Regions from separate parts of the Mus musculus genome. Here regions 1 and 2 are each linked to region 3. The links are chromatin loops, found by intact Hi-C in ENCODE. Cell type or tissue: left cerebral cortex. All regions are shown on one strand. Region 1 overlaps Gm51649 (a long non-coding RNA gene). Region 2 holds the start of Gm51649 (a long non-coding RNA gene). Region 3 has its middle 46 kb from the start of Gm41976.

Region 1 (2,500 bases), 75 kb after region 3:
TAGCTCTTGCTTCCTCAACACGCAGACGTGTATACATTTTGTGCTGGATGGAGTGTAAGCAGAGACTTTGTCTTAGCTCTAGGTTTGAGAACAGTGTCTGCTGTATGGCTGAGCAGGAGCCAGCCATGCGGTGTGATTGTGTGGGTTGTCGACTCCATCTGAACAATCAGCTGAGGAAACGAGGAGTCTTCTTGCTTGCCCTCTTCAGGGCTTCTAGAACCCCGCGTCTCCTGCCTTCTGTTCTGTACACAGCATCCCGCAGGTTTTTTCGCAGGCAGGGATTTACTGCAGGAAGTCAGCTCCTCTGCCAGTTTCCGGCCCCTCCCTCAGCTTTGCTTCTCCTGGGGCCTTCTCCATCATCATCCAAACAGCTGACAGCCCACCCACCACACACCTGCATACACACAGACAGACAGGCAGGCAGGCAGGCACGCGCGCACACACACACACACACACACACACACACACACACACACACACACAGAGAGAGCATTACAAATTCCTCCTCCTTGGCACCAAGTCAGGACTCTGGTGATGCAGGAAGCAGACTAGAAACCAACCTGGGAGTTTCCCTCTGGTGTTATTGCCTACAGTGGGGTGAGCCAAATGCTGGTAAGGGAAGGGCCGAGTGAGGAGGAGGATTCTCCGAGTGCCAGGCTGTTTCCTCCAAAGGCTCTCCAGGCATGTTCGAAAGACAGGAGCTTCATCTGCTTCCTCAGGAAATGGGTTACGAATGCCATTTCCTGGAAGAACCTGTTAAGCGATTTCCTCAAGCTTGCTGTGTGGGTTAGCAAGAGCTTGGGTTAAGACTTCTTATAGCGTAAGGTTTGTAATTTTACCAAGTAGCACAAGAGCGGGTCTTTACTAGTGAAATTCTTTAATATAATTCCCTCCAGCTTACACAATGTCTTCACATATACCATTCATGTGATCTTCACAATGAACCTATAGAATAGCTGTTATGATTCCTAATTTACTGCAGAGAAAAATGAGCCCCAAAGCAAGAGATAGTGCCAGGTCAGGAGCCCACCTTAACAATGACTGCTGATTGAGCCCTGCCTATGCGCTAGGTGCCTTGCTTGTGTTATTTATACTAATGGAAATAATAGGTACCATTATAAAGAACAGAAACATTTCACACGGGACTATTATTACATATAGGCTTGGGAGAAAGGAAATTATGTGTAACTCCAACGTCTGCGTAGGCTGGCATGGCTTTCTTTATGAAGAGGGAAGCGGCATGTCCGCCACCACAGTGCTTATCACCGGTATTGTAATTGCCTGTTTACCTGTCTGTTTCCCACTCTGGGCTGTGCACAGAGATGCCTGTCTGCTCTCCACTGCGTCTCTATTGCCCGGCGCCGCCTCTCCATTGCTCAGTGCTGCGTCCCCGTTGCTTGGCACAGTACCTGGCACATGACAGACACAGAATAGATGAAAAGAGAAAATAGAGAGCAATGTCGATTTGTATATTGGGTAACAAAGGCTTGACGAGGCCAAGCGGCTGGCTCTGTGTGACAGAGCCGGGGGTCCACGTCGTATCCCCTGACTGCACAGCTGGTGCTTGCTCCACTAAGGTGTTCTCTCTGCCCCAGTGTCCCCCGCAGGGACCATCAAAACACTGGGTGGATGGCAGGAGTCCAGTTCATCCTTGACTTATTACAAGGTTGCTTGTAGACGTTACTGTTACTTGGGCAGACTGTAAGCCCTGGTGGGATTTAATGCTTACCTCGCAGTCCTGTTGTAAATCTGAGACACTTTTGTTAGACCACATAGAGCAATGTTAATAAGACCCAGGATCGTTCTGGGCTTCCTCTGTGCCTACAGTCTTCATGGGTGGCATCAACTAGGACTCTCTATTTACTCAACTCCTGTGTGTGTGTGTCCGTGTGTGTGTGTGTGTGTGTGTGTGTGTGTGTGTGTGTGTGTCCTGACCCACCCCTCTCCAGCTTACTCCCTTGAGACAGGGTATTTCACTGAGTCTGGAACTAGGCTAGTGGCCAGGAAGCCCTAGTGATCTTCCTGTTCACACCCCTCTGTACCCCCTTTTCACACAGCTCATGGGTTACAGGCATTGTGTACAGCCATGCCCAGGGCTTTTTGTTTGTTTGTTTGTTTGTTTTGTTGATGTTACCGTAAGTGCTGGGGATTTGAACTTAGGTCCTCAAGCTCCTGTAGCAAGCGCTTTTACTTGCTGAGCCACATCCCCAGTCCCCAAACCTTTGATTCTTGTAGCAAAATATTTGGTTGATATCTCTGCACTCTTGTCTCATGTTTAAGATATAACACTATAGGAACAAAACTCCTCACCCCCTTCTGACATGGTTTCACCCCATCATTAGTCCTGGCTCAGGATGCAGTGCCATCTATCCAGTTGCCCAAACCAAATGCTAGATATCACTCATTCCTCCTTTCTCTCTCTTCTGGCCAGGCCACTGTCACCTACACTATCACAATAGCGCTCTAATTGGCCTCTCCCCTTGGATGTTGGTTTCCCGAA
Region 2 (2,500 bases), 80 kb after region 3:
ACCTTGGGTTTTGTGAGAGACCTTACTTTAAATATAAGGAAGGGAAGCATACATGCTAACCTCTGGTCTCCACATGAAAACACATGTATGTGCATCCATGCATCTGTGCACTCACACATGAACATTCACACACACACACACACACACACACACACACACACACACACACACGCACACACAGGCCCTTTGGGCAGCTTCAGCACCTACCCTTCGATTTCTTTACTTGTTCTGGAAAGCTTCAAAACAAGGGTCCAGCTGTACAACTGGTCTTCAATGACTTCTGTTTTTCTTAGTGTTTCTACCTTTATATCTTCCACAGTTCTAGAAACTTCCCTCTGGGGCAGAGAGAGAAAAAGAACTGGGTGTTGCCTGAAGCAATGCAGCTTTGACTCACAGCTGTGGATCTGTCCTTAGACCCCCCACTGGGGGCTAAAGAAGGCTCCTGCTTTGCTAGAAGTACAAGGAACACATGCTTCAGGAACAGTGACTGACAGACAGTGTCAGCATTCAGGAAGCTGAGGTGGAAGATCTCGGGTTTGAGACTAGTCTGGCCTACATAGTATAAACACAGAGGGGGAAGGGGAAGGGGAGGGGGAGGGGGAGGGGAGAAGGAGGGGGAGAGGGAGAGATGGAGAGGGAGAGGGGGAGGGAGGGGGAGGGAGAGAGAGGGAGGGAGAGAAGGAGAGAGGGAGAGAGGGGGAGGTGGGTGGGGAGGGAGGGGGAGGGGGAGAGAGGGAGGGAGAGGAGAGAGGGAGAAGGGGGAGGTGGAGGGGGAAGTGGAAGGGGGAGGGGAGGAGGGAGAGAGGGAGAGAGGGAGAGAGGGAGAGAGAGGGAGAAGAAACACCCACCTCCCGCCTCAAAGCAGTAGGAAGTTCAAGGCAGTAGGAAGCTAGCCTTCCTGCTTCCCCTGAAGCCATCAGCTGCTCTGGGGTGGGGGTAGAGGTGGAGGTGCATAGGTGTCTCTGCCTTTTCTTGAACACTATGCCAGCACTAGATCTGTTGCACAGTCATCTTTATGGGGGGAAAAAAAGAGTATTGAAAACCACATCATGCTAGTAGTAAAAAGGGAAAGTAACTCTATGCTGCCCTCCAGTGGTTTTTGTCTGTTCATTGCAGTCATAGTCTGGGAAGCTGCACATTGTTACAGAGAACTAGCGCATCCTAGAGGCCATTCATCGAATGACAGGCCAGGAAGCAGAAACTAAAACCTTGGCAGAGAGGGTGAGCAGGGCCAGAGGTATCGCTCTAATCCCAGGCATCCCCGCCACCCTAGCCTGCACTGGCTTTTCATCCTGCTTCTGAAAGAGCCCACCGGGGTACCTTGGCTGCACGTGAGTCAAGGCAAAGATGAAGGACATCTTCCCTTGGATGTGATAGGATGCCCGGAGACAGAGTAGAAACAGTGCTGAGGAGGTGAACATAATCGAGGGAATCTGTGGTGGGCATTAGAGCTGAAAACATCGTTGAAAACAGATGCTTATGTAACAGGGTCGATGCCCACGCAGCCCCAGCACCTAGCTGCACGAGACCGTTGATACCACCGTCTCATAACTTCATCTGAGAAGCTGAGGTGCAGCCACGTGCCAGCTTCCTGACTTGGAGCCCTTTCCTCTTAACACTGCACATCCCTCTGCTGGCCATTCCTAGGCCTTGCTCTCTTTTATCTGCCCCCACCCCGGCCCACCACTTTTCTCTTGTCCTGAAGTAGAGAAGGGACGAATGTGGGTGGAGTTTGCCTCCTTCCTCCCCTTCCCCTCTCGTCCAGAGCCCCTTGCTTGCAGATCCTTTGCAGCGATGCCCACATACACCGCCCAGCTTCATCATGTTCGCCCTGTGCCCTAAGACACCGCCTCATTACCTGCGGGTGTTAGTTGCAGAAGCCCCCATCCTCCCCAGACTTAGAGCAGGGGGAGGTTCTGTGTTTAGAGCAGGTCAGAGCTGTGGCTAGTTAACGAAAGAAAGCATACGTGGGTCAGCGGAGTGTGTCGCTGATGTAATGAACGTGCTGGGTCCACTCCAGCTTTGTGCCGTAGCCCTTGATCTCATCCTTCCCAGGGTACCATCTACACAACAGTTGTCCTTCCCCGTCTCCAATGACTAAGCTGCCTAGAGCTTGTTCCTTCTTTCCTTCACCCCCGTTCTGTCTTCTCTGTCACGGAAGTGAAATCAAACTATGCTTGGAAGTTTACAATTTGCTTTTTAAAAATTTTTTAAATTTACTTAAAAATATTAGTATAAGATGGTCCCCTTTCTCTGGCTGTTTCTAGAAAGATGGTTCTTAGCGTCTCTATAAGGCAATACGTATAACTGCTGTGATCTCAAGTTCAGTGATGGGGGGATCTGCCAAGGAAAACCCGTGGCACGTGCTGCTATGCCTGCACTTCCATTTCTGCAGGCTGAGTCCGTGGGAGCCGCCTGTGGAAGGGCCTTTCCCGCGTTGTGCCCTCACTCCCCCACCTCCTGGCTGCTGCTGCTTCATAGCGCCCCTCCCCTGCATCTC
Region 3 (2,500 bases):
TCAAGAAAATGCACCATACACTTGGTCATTCTGGTGGGGGCATTTTTCTTAATTGAGTTTTTTTCTTCCAAAATGACTCTAGTTTGTGTCAAGTTGACATAAGACTAGCCAGCATAGAGAACATATGTTGATGTCTAAAGTTTCTCTGGTAGATATAATTAAAATACATCTGGACCTACTCCTATGTTCTTGTCAAAAATTGTTAAACTTTGAGTGTAGTGATGTTTAGCTGCTGTAATCAGAGAACCTTCTGAAAATCCAATGGATGCTATGGACTCCAACTGGAAAAACTCACAGCCAGAAGTCTCACAGCCACCAGGGAACTCCAAAGTCCACTGAAAGCCACCATGTTAGATACTGGGTGGATCACCCCAGAAAGAGAATATAGGTTATGAATCTGCCCTGAGAGGACTGAGTGGTCAGAGGACTCATGCTGGTAGGGGAGCAGGCCTGGGCTTTCCCTGCAGAACACAGAACCTGGTGGTGCAGGAATTGTAGGGGCATTTCCATTTTCAACATACAAACTGGTCCTCTTGAAGAAAACCTTCTGACCTGGTGGGACAGGGACTCTCACTGTCTCTATTGCTCTCTTGCACACACACACACACACACACACACACACACACACACACACACACACACACACACACACATATAGACAGAGAGAGAGAGACAGAGAGAGGCAGAGACAGAGAGACAGAGACAGAGAGACAGAGACAGAGACAGAGTCAGAGTCAGATAGAGAGAATATATGTGTGTGTGTCCGTGTGTGAGAGAGTATGTGTATGTACACATGCACGTGTGTGCATGTGGAGGCCTGAAATTAATAGCAAGTGATTTCCTCAATCTCTTTTTACCTTTATTTATTGAGGCTGGTTCTCTGTCTGAACCTGGATCTCAAACATTTCTCCTAGCCTAGCTAGCTAGTTAGCACCAGGGATCCCCTCTCTCTGCCTCTAAAATGCTGGGATTAAAGATGGCTGCCTGTTATACTTTTCAGGTGGGTGCTAGCTATCCAAACACCAGACCTCACACTTGTACAGCATAAATGATTCATTCACAGAACCATCTCTCCAGCCTTGAAGCAGGGGCTGCCTTGCTCAGCTGTAAGCCCTGATGTTAGACAGCAGCAGAAGGTAGAGTGGGTGTAGATGATGTCACTTCCCACACTCTTCCAAAACAGACATTCTGGAAGTCTGTGGAAAGAATACCCCTCTAGAGCCCAGGCGCTTGCTTATGCTGTCTCTCCTCTCTTCTGCCCATCCTCCAGCACTAGCTGTAGCCAGGAAATCTCTGATGTCTCTTTAAGCCCACACCTGCCAACTACTGCTCAGAATTGGTGTCCTTTATGGCCACCGCGTCCTCTGTGTACTGTGTTCTCACACTGCTGTCCCTTTTGCCTACTTTTTAAAAGATGGATGTTTTGTGGTGAATTTAAACAGGTACAAAGTAGTATAGAATAATAAATAACCCCCAAGAATCATTACCTAGCCACAATAATTATCAACTCAGGGCCATTTTTTTTTCTCACTTAAGCCTCCTACTCTACCTCTCCATTGGGGTTTTTCTTTGAAGCAAACCTTAGCCATTGTATGATTCTACCCATAAATATTTCAGTACCAGTCTCTAAAAGGGAGCAGATTAAAGGAACATTGCAGCAATACCGTGCTCTCAGGAATTGATTGTAATTTCTTAATCTCTTCAAATCTCTGAGTAGTGCTGACATTTCTCCAACCCGGACTTTCTTCTACAAGTGGTTTATTTGAATTAGAATTCTAATTAGGTCCACACTATGTGTTTGGTTGGAATGTTTTTCTCAAGGACTCAATCTGTAAATTTCCTTCTCCACTCTCTTTTGAGCCTTACTGTTTGTTTAAGCAATGTGATCTTTTTTTTTCCCCTTGTAGTGTTTTCCACATTCTTGGTTTTGCTGGTTGTATCCTTTTGTGTTGTTGAGTGCTCTGTTCCCGGACATCCTATAAATCGATACTTAGGTTCACCAGTTTCAGTTTATTATTATTATTATTATTATTATTATTATTATTATTATTATTACTACTACTACTACTACTATCTACTACTATTATTACTACTACTAGTATTATCATCATTGTCTCGTTAGGTGACTTTCTGGGGGTGGCAACATTTTTGTCGCAGGTGCAGTGTCTGGTTGTTTCTCTTCTTGGGGCACTAGCAGCTACTGGGGATTGTTACTTATATCAGATTTCTCAAAATTCTTCTTTGGAGGGCCAAGACAACAAATATTTTAGTTGGTAGACCCTGTGGCCTCTTTCTTAACCACTGAGGAAGCAGCTAAAGCCAATATGTAAAAAAAGAATAGGCATGGACGAGTGCCCAAAAGTACTACCTATAAAAGCGAAAAGCCAAGTGTAGTCCAAGCATGCCGATTTACTGAGCCCTTTCTAGAATGTTCACTGTGGCTTTTACACACCATTGGTCAAGGGGTAACTAACCTTGCGATCCCTTCTTTATTCACTAG

What was found. Hi-C counts contacts between places; a loop is a spot of excess contacts. Peaks named below come from ENCODE experiments on the same cell type or tissue, not always from the same donor. Only the 100,000 strongest peaks of a DNase experiment are listed, where the experiment ranks them.
Region 1: it touches region 3 in a loop (5-fold over the local background); 3 of 42 quality-filtered maps call a loop at or near these places.
Region 2: it touches region 3 in a loop (2.6-fold over the local background); 3 of 42 quality-filtered maps call a loop at or near these places.

What each region holds. Positions count from the first base shown.
Region 1 is chr1:154,789,726-154,792,225 of GRCm38, reverse strand. Gm51649 (a long non-coding RNA gene) reads right to left here. Exons shown (of 4, transcript XR_003948055.1): 4 at 867-1,409. It also overlaps a transcript of Cacna1e not described here. Among named protein-coding and RNA genes, the nearest start is that of Gm51649, 4.0 kb to the right of the region's middle. In left cerebral cortex, no CTCF peak of the experiment used is centred here; DNase peaks (open chromatin) are centred at 174, 370, 513 and 1,328; H3K27ac peaks cover 1,235 bases.
Region 2 is chr1:154,785,050-154,787,549 of GRCm38, reverse strand. It overlaps Gm51649 (a long non-coding RNA gene), which reads right to left and starts at 565. Exons shown (of 4, transcript XR_003948055.1): 1 at 208-565. It also overlaps a transcript of Cacna1e not described here. In left cerebral cortex, a CTCF peak has its summit at 1,116 (motif pointing left); a DNase peak (open chromatin) is centred at 1,134.
Region 3 is chr1:154,864,828-154,867,327 of GRCm38, reverse strand. It overlaps a transcript of Cacna1e not described here. Among named protein-coding and RNA genes, the nearest start is that of Gm41976, 46 kb to the left of the region's middle. In left cerebral cortex, no CTCF peak of the experiment used is centred here; a DNase peak (open chromatin) is centred at 1,152.